Regions from separate parts of the Mus musculus genome. Here region 1 is linked to region 2. Evidence: chromatin loops called from intact Hi-C (ENCODE). Cell type or tissue: heart. All regions are shown on one strand. Links, peaks and the distances in the headings refer to the core of each region. The heading gives the core; the rest is flanking DNA. Region 1 overlaps Osbpl8 (oxysterol binding protein-like 8). Region 2 has its middle 26 kb from the start of Gm29916.

Region 1 (5,380 bases), core at 75-5,074, 160 kb after region 2:
CTTAGCTGCTTTGTAACGGCACTGGGCTTTGTCTGCCATTTGTGAAGCATTTTTATATATTTTTTTAGTGTGTATGGGTGTGGTTTGCCTGTTTGCATGCGTGTCTGTGCTCCATATTCCCACAGTGCCTTCAGAGGCTAGAAGAGGGTGTCAGGCCCCTGCAACAGGAGTTGCATATGATTTGGGTGCTGGGAATTGAACCTGGGCCCTCTGGAAGATTGGCCAGTTCTCTTAACCACTGAGCCTCTCTAGGTCCTGTGGAAGGAAGCATTTTGAGTGGTAACTTTATCTGGCTCATGGTTTTACCTGTTGAAGTAGTCACTGTAGCTAATACTAACAATATTTCTCTGGCAAAGCTGCAGTGCAGTGCACACATCTCTTTCAGGTGCTGGCCTCTCTTTGTTGCTTTACAGAAAACAATCCCTTCCTCCTCTTATCATTTAAAGCTTCGTTTGGGGCGACAGATTTATTCCCTTAAGCTGAAAGTGTTATTTGCCTTGTTCCCTGGAAGTTTACCCCTGCTGATGAAGCCTATCAGATAGATGCTAAATATAGCTCGGAGCACGTTTCCATCCCGCTCTTAGCAGTTAGTTTGGGTTACTTTGGAGCTCTTCACAGGGACAAGCCGGAATTCCCTGAGAACCTGAGAGTCCTGACTTAGTGTTTTTCTTCAGACCGACCGTGGCAGTGGCCCTGCTTCCAGGACTGTGGTTGTGAGGCGTGAGGTGGGCAGGGGTAGCAGGCGTAGACTGCATCTCGCTGGGAATATTCTGGCCCCAAGAGGAGAGAGGGAAGAGCTGGGTTAGTCATCGCTCGCTGGCTCGCTCGCTCGTCCGTCATTGCAGGCTCTGCCCATGTCCCTGTGCCTCTGTCCACTGCTCTGTAAGGGAAGTCGAAGGGTGTTCCCTAGCATGGGAGTTCCAAAGGTTACAGAAACTCAGTAAAGCTTTTAGAGCTGTGCATAGCACATAGTCCTTTCCAGTAAGTGCCACGTTATCCAGTTATGAACTCGTCTTCTTCGCCTCCTTTGTTCTTCCTTGTACTTATCACTAAGGTTGAATGACAGTGAGATCGAAAGACAGCACTTTAAGGACCAAGATTTGTACTCTGATAAATCTGACAAGGAGAACGACCCGGAGCACGATGAGTCTGACAACGAGGTGCTGGGGAAGAGCGAGGAGAGCGACACAGACACGTCCGAAAGGCAAGACGACTCGTACATCGACCCTGAGCCTGTGGAGCCCTTAAAGGAGACCACCTACATGGAGCAGAGCCACGAAGAACTGGGAGAGGTGAGTGCACTGGTGGCTCAGAGACTCACTAACTCAAGAAAATTCCTACACAAAACGAGAGGTATTATTTGCTTGGCCTATTGTTTTCCCCAAAGAATATTCTGTGTCACATGTCTTTTCAAAGGTATATTTTGAAATTTAGTTGCATTTATCAGTGACAACAACAACAACAAATACCCATAGGCCAGTGTGCTCTTATGGTTTACATTTTCAAGTTTGTTTTTGAAATAGGATATTGCTTGATGTCATTGCCAGCTATAAAGTAAATTGCAAACGAGCATAAATTTAAAACTTGCTTGTTATTACCAGTGCGTAGAATTCAATGTATGTAAAACAGTGAACTACAAAGCTGGGCATGGTGGCACAGTCCTGTAATATCAGCACGTGAGGATTAAGTCTGCAGGTTTCAAGGCAGCCTGGGCTACACAGCAAGGGCAGCCTGGGCTACACAGCAAGGCCTTGTTTCAATAGAAAAATAGATTTAACTGAATAAATACAATAATACTTTAGTTCTTTCATATCCACTGTTACTTTGATATTTCTTGCAGCCCTGCGTTTACTTTTATAGACTATATTCTATTACCTAACGGCTTTTGCGCATTCCATAATGCCTGGAGTGATCCTGAGAGCCATGCTTCTGACATTCACTGCCTCGTCTGTGTTGTCTGTGTCTAAGGAATAGAATATTTCAGTGTGCTCTGTTGATTGTTACAGGCAGGTGAGGCCTCTCAAACGGAAACTGTGTCTGAAGAAAACAAAAGCCTTATCTGGACGCTGCTCAAGCAAGTCCGTCCCGGCATGGACCTATCCAGGGTGGTTCTTCCTACGTTTATTTTGGAGCCCCGCTCTTTCCTGGATAAGCTTTCAGATTACTACTACCACGCCGATTTCCTGTCTGAGTAAGTAGAGTCTTCTGGAAAGAGAAAATCCCCCTATCTCGAGAAAGGAACCAAAGCCAGGCCTCTTTAGTGCTTTGGCTCTTGAACTGTGTAAATGTAAGGTTTTAAATAAAACTTCCTAATAAGAATTTTGAAACTAGGAGAACTATCAGTGTGTTGTTACTAAAGAAATACTCAATGATTTTGTTTGTCAGCAAACCTAGATCTAGACTCTGTCATCTTGTAGTGTATCTTCAAAGGTCAGACTCTACTGTGGGATGCACTTGTGAAGGAGAGTATGTTTTCATAAATGAGGGCCTAATGATTGGGTACATTAGCAGCAAAAGTGAAAAGAACTTGTCTGTAAAGTCACTTTGAACAGTCACACTCACTCCTTTGTAGGAGTTACAATAGTCAGTTGGTCACTGGAGAGGGAAGCGGAATCATGGTCCCTCCAGACTTCCTCTCTATAGAGTAGATGTTACACTGGTAGTTTGTTCAAGAGGAAAATCAGGCTGGTGACATACACAGGAAGCGTGCAGGATGATGGTTGAGGAAACTGGTGATTGAAATGATCTTAACTCTTGTCACGTGGAAACATGAGCTTTATATTTATAGCAGGGATATAATCACAGTCTTGGGTCTGAGAGGCTCCCAGCAGCCTCTGCTCTATTAATTCTTAACAGTGTTCTGCACTGTTGATTCTTTAACACCAACTGTCAGACTGCATGCAAGCAAGTGAGCAGTGATGGACGAGCCTTCCCTAATCAGTCCTTTGACTGGGCACCAAGCACCACAGGATGCCAAATCTCAAAAGGCTGTATTTGTTTGTTTCAATGAAAGAAAAAGCGTTGTGTGGGGTGGTTTTTGTTTTGGGTTTATGGTTCCTGAGAGAATCCTAATCCTGTGGAGGCAGGGCAGTAGATGGCCTGAACAGGGAGCTGAGAGATTACATGTCCAGCCCATTGGAAAAGCAGAATGTGTTTATTCTCTAATCACGCTTAACCGCAGACGTCCTAGTTAATCCTGGCTCTACAGAGCCTCATTTGGGAACTTTGCTTTGGAATTTCCAAAAACATTTTAGCAGTGCCCTGGGTAGTACATCAGAGAATCAGAAAAAACTGGGGTAAGGTACACAGATATTTTAAAAAAGATTTATTTTTAAAAATTGCGTGTCTATTTGTTGTAGCAGGTAGGAGGGGTGGGGAGAGGTGCGTGCGTGTCTGCAGAGGCCGGAGAGGGCTTGGATGTTTTGGAGTTGAAGTTACGGGCGGTTGGGAGCCATTGGACAAGGCTGCTAGGGATGGATGGACCTGAGCCTTACAGAGGAGTAAGCAGTTTAAGCTCTGAGCCATCTTGGTAGCACCAAGGAGAAGTATTCTAGAAGCAAATTAATATGATTGCTTTCCTGTTTATTTGAACATAGTCATAGAAAGTATGAAAGAATTTGTGATGGCATAAAATGACATTCAAAGATGCAAACAGGATTTGTAACTAATATTGAAAATGAAAACATTAATTCTCCAATGTGTTTGCAAAAGTACACATATGTAACACAAAATGCCTACACTGGTAGTCAAAGTGAGTCACTAAATTCAAAAAAGAAATACAGGCCTAAAATTAATGCTATATAATTTGGAGATTCTAAATTACAGAAATAAGTGTCCTATAATGAAATCCCCTCATTCTGCAAAACACATTTCCCTGTGCTGAGGGGCAGTCAGAGCTCAGCATCTCCTCTGCAGATACTGAAAACCTCCCTGCAACCCCCAAGACTATATTTACCGTTTTTGTTTTTTAGAGCTGCTCTAGAAGAAAATCCGTATTTCCGTTTGAAGAAAGTCGTGAAATGGTATTTGTCAGGATTTTATAAGAAGCCAAAGGTAATGTTTATATTTTGTTTCTTTTTCCTCCCTTTAAGAGAATTTCCGTGTATATATTGTGTGGGCATTCAGGTACCATGGTGTACACGTGGGGTCAGTGCTTTCGACAGCATGTGAGTCTTGCAGATCAAACAAGTCAGCAGAATTGGAGGCAAGTACCTCTCTCTGCTGAGGCGTCTCACTGACCCACTGTGGGGCTGCTAAAGCACACAGAAAGCACAACTGACTCCCAAAAGCATCTGAGGGCAGTTCATGTTTGTGATCATTCGTTGTCCTAACCGTTATGACAGACTGGTAAGTGCACTGTGGTAGCTAGAACTAGAGCCGCCTTCCTGTTCTAGTTTCTCTGTCTTTTCTATTCCAAGGACTACAATCAGAAAGCAAGAGTAAGGAATATGTTTGAAGGTACAGTGGTGGGAAAGACTTATGAGGCTCATATAAAATGCTTTAACTGGAAAGGTGAAGCGGCCATCCGAGGATAGGTGCCACCACTAACCCAATGATGTGACATCACTGTATCCACAGAGAAGTGTGGTTTTAATAAAGTAGAGTTCACATTCCTTCTGTTAGGAGAGTGTATACATTTGCATTGCGCTGGTCAAGCACTGAGAACTGAACACAGTAGAGTTTCATGGGAAGAACATCAAAACAGGAATTCACAAATTCAGTTTTTAAGTATAAATAAAGAAAATATCCAATAAAAAATTTATTTCTAAGAATATTATGAACTATATGTGTGAACCTGGACAAATCAAATTTTAAGTCTATCTGAAAAGACTCAAAAGATGGAGATGTTGACATACAAATACTGTATTATCTGGCATTTCCAATACTGGGTAAATACTAAAAATGGCAGTTTTATATTCAAAAGATAGTTGGCCCTCCATGTTCACTGCAGCACTCTGCAGTAACCACAGTATAGGCTGGCCTCGGCCTGCAGCAGGTGGATGGACAAATGCTGGATCAGTCAGTGTGCAGCTGGTTTAGGCCACCCCTGCTCCTGAGGCATCTCACAAGAATGCCTGCCTCTCAGAGTTGCTGTCTTACTTTTACATCCTATTTATTATTGGTTGACATTTTCACACATGTATAATTTTACAATTTGGCCATTTTCTATGCCCGTTGCCCTCTTTCATCTTTATATATTCTTGAGTTTTCTCTCTCTTTTTAAGTTTTTATGTATAATGTTAAGGTTGTATACCAGCAGTTACCATGAAATTGCAAAGTTTGTCTTTAGATAGAATCCTGATTGAAGTTATATTTTTATTTCATGTAAATTTTATTTACTGTGAAACTTTATAAGATGGTCTTTTAGACAAGACAATTT
Region 2 (5,380 bases), core at 54-5,053:
ACAATGTTGTGATGGCAAAGTCAGCCAAGCTAGTGACTAAAACTCCAAGGAACTATTTATTATGACACACAGAGGTTGTGGTCCCAGGAGTGCATAGGAATCCTTATTGCTACACACACACACACACACACACACACAATGTGATTTTAGATGAATTATTTGATATCTTTGAGTGTTTTGTTTACCATGTGCACCTCATGTGTGTGACTGATATCTGAGGTGGTCAGTAAGGTACACCCTGGAATTAACCAATAGATGGAGCTGGGTGGTGCTGGCAAGACTTTAATCCCAGCACTCAGGAGGCAGGGCAGGTGGATCCCTGAGTTCAAGGTCAGGCTGGTCTAGAGAGTGAGTTCTAGGACAGCCAGGGCTACACAGAGAATCAATCTTTCTCTTTCTCTCCTTTCTCTTTTTTTTTCTCTCTCTCTGATACAGAGAGACAGACAGACATACAGAGACAGAGAGCACTGAAGAGAGAACGCTGGGTGAGTAGGGAGGGGAAGGAGAATCTGGGAAGAGGTGAACAAGAGGAAAAAAAATAACCAAAATATACTGTATAAAATTCTCAACAGACAAACAAAAACATTAGTGGGGATGGGAGAACACCAGCCCAGGGTAGCCTCGAACTCATGACTTCCCTGCTTTAGCATACTGAGTGCTCGGAGTATCAGCATGTGCCACCACATTCGGCTCTCTTGAGGGATCTTTACACCTTTTAAAATGTCTTTTAAAAATACTTATTTATTTTGGTGTGTGTGTGTGTGTGTGAATGCCTAGTGTATTTCATGTGCCACATTCATGCAGTGCCCAAGGAGGCCAGAAGAGGGCATCCAATCTCTGGGAACTGAGCTGCTATAAGGCGTTCCAGAAACCAAAGTTGGGTCTTGAAACGGTAGCAAGTGCAACTGCTGAGCCATCTCTTCCTACCAAAGATACAAGCGCGTAGGAAGTCCCTGAGAGAGGAGGTAGATTTTGTGTCAAGGGAGGGTGGTGGTAAATGGCACACCAGCTGTGAACCAGAGGACGCTCACTAAGCCCACAACTTATTTCCTGCTGAGAATTTCTTCATTGGTGAGCAGCTGGAGACAGCGGGATGGTATCCCGCCTTGCCTTGTTCTGCTCATTCTAAAGTCTAGTAACCATAAATAAAACTGTTACTTGAGTTAAATAAAAACATCTCTTGGGGCCATCAGAAATTTCTTAAATTGAGTTTTTCAGTTTTAGAAACTGGTTTTGCGATCAATAGAAAGGGTTTGAATACCTTTCGGTTACTGGGCTAGACCCTGAGTCTCAGGGACTGATGCCCACGTGACTAGCTGGAGCTCTCAGTAAGGGTGGGGAATGTCAGAGGAAGTGAGGTTGCCCAGATGGGAAGACCACTTTAAAGATGCTCTATCTTCTGCTACATCAGCGGTTCTCAGCCTTCCTAACGTCATGACCCTTTAATACAGTTCCTCCAACCATGAAATTATTTTTGTTGCTACTTTATAACTGTAATTTTGCTACCATTATAAATCATAATGTAAACACGACCCCTGTAAAGGGTCATTTGACCCCCAAAAGGGTTTCAACCCATAGGTTGAGAACCACTGTTCTAGATGAAAGGGAGATAGTTGAAGTCTTTAAATGGGGATAAAATGTACCCGATGTGTGTTTTTCGAGGCTAGCCTGGTCTACAAAGCAAGTTCTAGGGCAGCTGGGGCTATAAAAAACAAAAACAAAAACAAACAAACAAAAACCCTTGTCTCAAAAAGCTAAAAAGCGCCGGGCGTGGTGGCGCACGCCTTTAATCCCAGCACTCAGGAGGCAGAGGCAGGCGGATTTCTGAGTTCGAGGCCAGCTTGGTCTACAAAGTGAGTGCCAGGACAGCCAGGGCTACACACAGAGAAACCCTGTCTCGAAAAACCAAAAAAAAAAAAAAAAAAAAAAAAAAAAAAAAAAAAAAAAAAAAAAAAAAAACCAAAAACAAAAAAAGCTAAAAAGCTATCCCCACCTCCACCTCCCAACCCCCTTCCAAAACGAAAGTCTCTCCATGAATGAAACAGCAAGGCAGAGCCCTTGAGACCCCACAAAAAGATGAGTGCCGAAGAAGAAAAGGAAGCGGATGATGCTCCCCCGCCCCTCTCTTTGTGTGTGTCTATTTAAGCATCTTCAAGGATGTTCAGCACCATCCAATAAAGGGAATTTTTGCTAATTATTGAGGCTGCCGCGGAAGGTCTGCCACCTAGTGGACAGTCGTGGAGAAAACTATGTATGTTTTGTTGAAGGGCCAGAAACATTGGTACCAAATTACGCCGTCCGAATCTTCTCAGTATCTTTGTTATTAGCATATTGTCACCGTATTCAGCTTTTAAGGGTCAGGGAGATGGCTCCGTGGGTAAAAAGTGCTGGCTCACACGCCCAAAAACCTGACCCCTGGACCTCACTTTAAGAGCAAGGCAGGATGCGATATACCTGCAATCCCATCTCTTCTAGGACAAGACAGGAGGTGGGAGGTGGAGTCCGAAGAACCACCCGCAAGCTCCCTGGCTATCCTGAAATACACAGCACAGCAACAGAAACAGGAGAGACCAGCCTCAAAACAAAAGGGACGACAAACAGTTCCTCAAACATGCCCTCTGACCAAGTCCCCGTGTGCACCGTGGCACGCATGCGCCCACACTCTCAGCCATGCATGCACACACTAAATACATAAATACATAAACACAGGGTAGGGGTGTAGGTCAGTTGGTAGAATGCTCGCTGAGCATGCTTGAAGCCTTGGGCTCAATACCCAGCAGCCCTAAAACAGAGTCCATGTCAGTGTATACCGGTAAACGCACCCCTGGGGAGGTAGAGGCAGCATGATCAGATTTTTAAGGTCATCTTTGCTTACATAATGAGTTTGAGGCCAGCTGGTGATACGTGGGAGCCTTCCCTGAGTCTCTCCTCTCTCTACCCTTCCCCTCCCCCTCCTTCTCTTCTTCTTCCTTTACCTCTACACTCCTCTACTTCCTTCAGTTGGTTATTGTTTTAAGACAGAATCTCACTACGTAGCCTCAACTGGTCTAGAACTTACTACATAGACTAGACTGCCTTCAAACTCACAGAGATCCACCTGCCTCTGGTTCCCAAGCGCGAGGATTAAGGGCATGAGCCACCATGCCCAGCTTCTTTTCTCTCTGGCATCTGCCAGTTGAATTAAAAAAAAAAAAAAGACAACAACAATTTAGAAAGCTCTGGACTAGAAAAATAGCTCAGCGGTTAAGAGCACTGACTGTTCTTCCAAAGGTCCTGAATTCAAATGCCAGCAACCACATGGTGACTGACATCCATCTGTAATGAGATCTGACACCCTCTTCTGGTGTGTCTAAAGACAGCAACAGTATACTTACATCTAATAATAAATAGATCTTGGGGCCAGAGCAAACAGGGCTGGAGCGAGCAGAGGTCCTGAGTTCAATTCCCAGCAACGTCATGATAGCTCACAACCATCTGTATAGCTACAGTATACTCATATACATAAAAATAAATAAATAAATCTTTTTTAAAAAGCATTTAGAAAGCTCAATTCATTTTATTTAAGGGCATATTTCCAAATTTGGAGAATAAAGGACCCTCTTAAGAAAAAAAATTGGGGGGGGGGGTCTGTATTTTTGTTTTTTAGTGGGAGGATACCAGAGGAAAAGAATCACCTTCATTCGTCACTAGAACTATTTCATAAAAGCAAGATGTCAGGCTAGCAGGATGGCTCAGTAAGGGAAGGACCTTTCTACCAAGCTTCGTAGCCTGAGTTTGATCCCTAACATCCATTGATGGAAGGAGAGAAGTGACACTCAGGTGACTTCTGACCTTCACGCATGCACTGTGACATGTGCGCGCGCGCGCGCACACACACACACACACACACACACAAACACACGATGTCTCATACTTGTGAGGTTGTAGAAGCGTGTTAGCAATACTGCGTTTGTATCTCTGGTGATGGTGAATATCTGCTCAGCGGTGCGATTATACCTCTGGTTATATTATATTGCCCAAAGTAGGTCCAAAACTCTGAAAATTCTGTATGTACATTTTGGAGAGCCGTGTACCCTGAGACACAGCTGGTCTGCGGAAATTCTCCCTGTATGTGTCTGGCCACTCAGAGAGCGCCTCTCTGATGCTCTTGAGGGCAGTGTGATCAGCGCATCCTGGTGTCTGGCTTTATCTCCTCAAAGGGACCTAAGCTATAAACCGGAGATAATTCATGTTTCAAAAATCCAGATCTTTTATTAACACAAAAGGAAAAGCACCAAGCCACCAGCTATTGAATTAGGTCTTTGTATTCCGTCCTCCAGTGGGCCATTTTCGGAAACAGGCTTTTCAGACCTCATGGGTTCCATAAGCTCTCTGGCCAAAGAAAATGCAGCTGTTCTCTTTCTAAAACGGGAATGACGGGGTCTGTTTCATGTCTGCTGAGGTGTGTGATAGAGAGAGCGGTTTCAGTGCTGACTCTAAAAGGTCCCTTTATTGCCTTCGCTGGCCAGGGTGATAATGTTCTATAATTGTGCAAATGGAACGAAGGGAGAGTGTTGTGCTGTCAGAAATGGGACTCGGAGGCAAAGGAGACAGACAATATTGGACATAGGATGGTGGCTCACACCTGTAATCCCAAGTCTTGGGAGCCACAGATTCGAGGCCAGGCTGGTCTACACGGTGAGTTCCAGGCCAGTAAGAGATGCTGGGAAATGGTTGTCCGGCTGATACAGTGCTAGCCTAACATACATGAAACCCTGGTGTGACCCCTGCCACTGTATAAGCTGCTAGGCACGGTGGCTGGCACACCTGTAATCCCAGCATTCTGGAGGAGGAGACAAAGGATAACAAATTTGAGGTCATTGTTATTTGCATAGGTAGCTCAAGGCTAGCTTGGACAATGTGAGCTATCTAAAAGAAAAAAAGAAAAAAAAAAAGTTACCAAGTGTGATGGCTATTCCTGGTTGTCAACTTGACTACATCTGGAATGAATTACAATCCAGAAACGGAGGGCACACCCGTGTTTGAGATCTTGAGGCTGGAAGACACAGGCTTTCGATCCAGATCTTGAGACATAGTAGCCATGAAAAATTTAGGCCCAGGAAAAGGAGGTACTGGCCTTTAATCCCAGAGACAGAGGCAAAAAGATCTCTGAGTTCAAGACCGTTCTGGGACAGAGCAAGTTCCAAGTAAAGAAAATGTCCAGGTGTGGTGGTACACACCGTTAATCTGGGCCATCCCTTTTGCTGGAGGCCTACATTAGTAGGTGGAAAAAGGAAGTGTTTATTCTTGTTTGCCTGCTTGCACATACTTGCCAGCACATCTGTTGGAACCTATTTCTTCAGGATTCCAACGTATAGAGGAGACCAGGTGAAACTGCTCA

What was found. Hi-C counts contacts between places; a loop is a spot of excess contacts. Peaks named below come from ENCODE experiments on the same cell type or tissue, not always from the same donor. Only the 100,000 strongest peaks of a DNase experiment are listed, where the experiment ranks them.
Region 1: a loop joins it to region 2, with 2.4 times the contacts of the local background. A loop is called at or near these places in 4 of 42 quality-filtered maps.

What each region holds. Positions count from the first base shown.
Region 1 is chr10:111,271,020-111,276,399 of GRCm38, forward strand. Osbpl8 (oxysterol binding protein-like 8) reads left to right here. Exons shown (of 24, transcript NM_175489.3): 11 at 1,055-1,292; 12 at 2,007-2,191; 13 at 3,972-4,053. Among named protein-coding and RNA genes, the nearest start is that of Bbs10, 25 kb to the right of the region's middle. In heart, for the core only: no CTCF peak of the experiment used is centred there; a DNase peak (open chromatin) is centred at 2,072; H3K4me3 peaks cover 877 bases; H3K27ac peaks cover 1,280 bases.
Region 2 is chr10:111,106,738-111,112,117 of GRCm38, forward strand. No RefSeq gene overlaps it. Among named protein-coding and RNA genes, the nearest start is that of Gm29916, 26 kb to the left of the region's middle. In heart, for the core only: CTCF peaks have their summits at 820 (motif pointing right) and 2,227 (motif pointing left); no DNase peak of the experiment used is centred there; H3K27ac peaks cover 1,021 bases.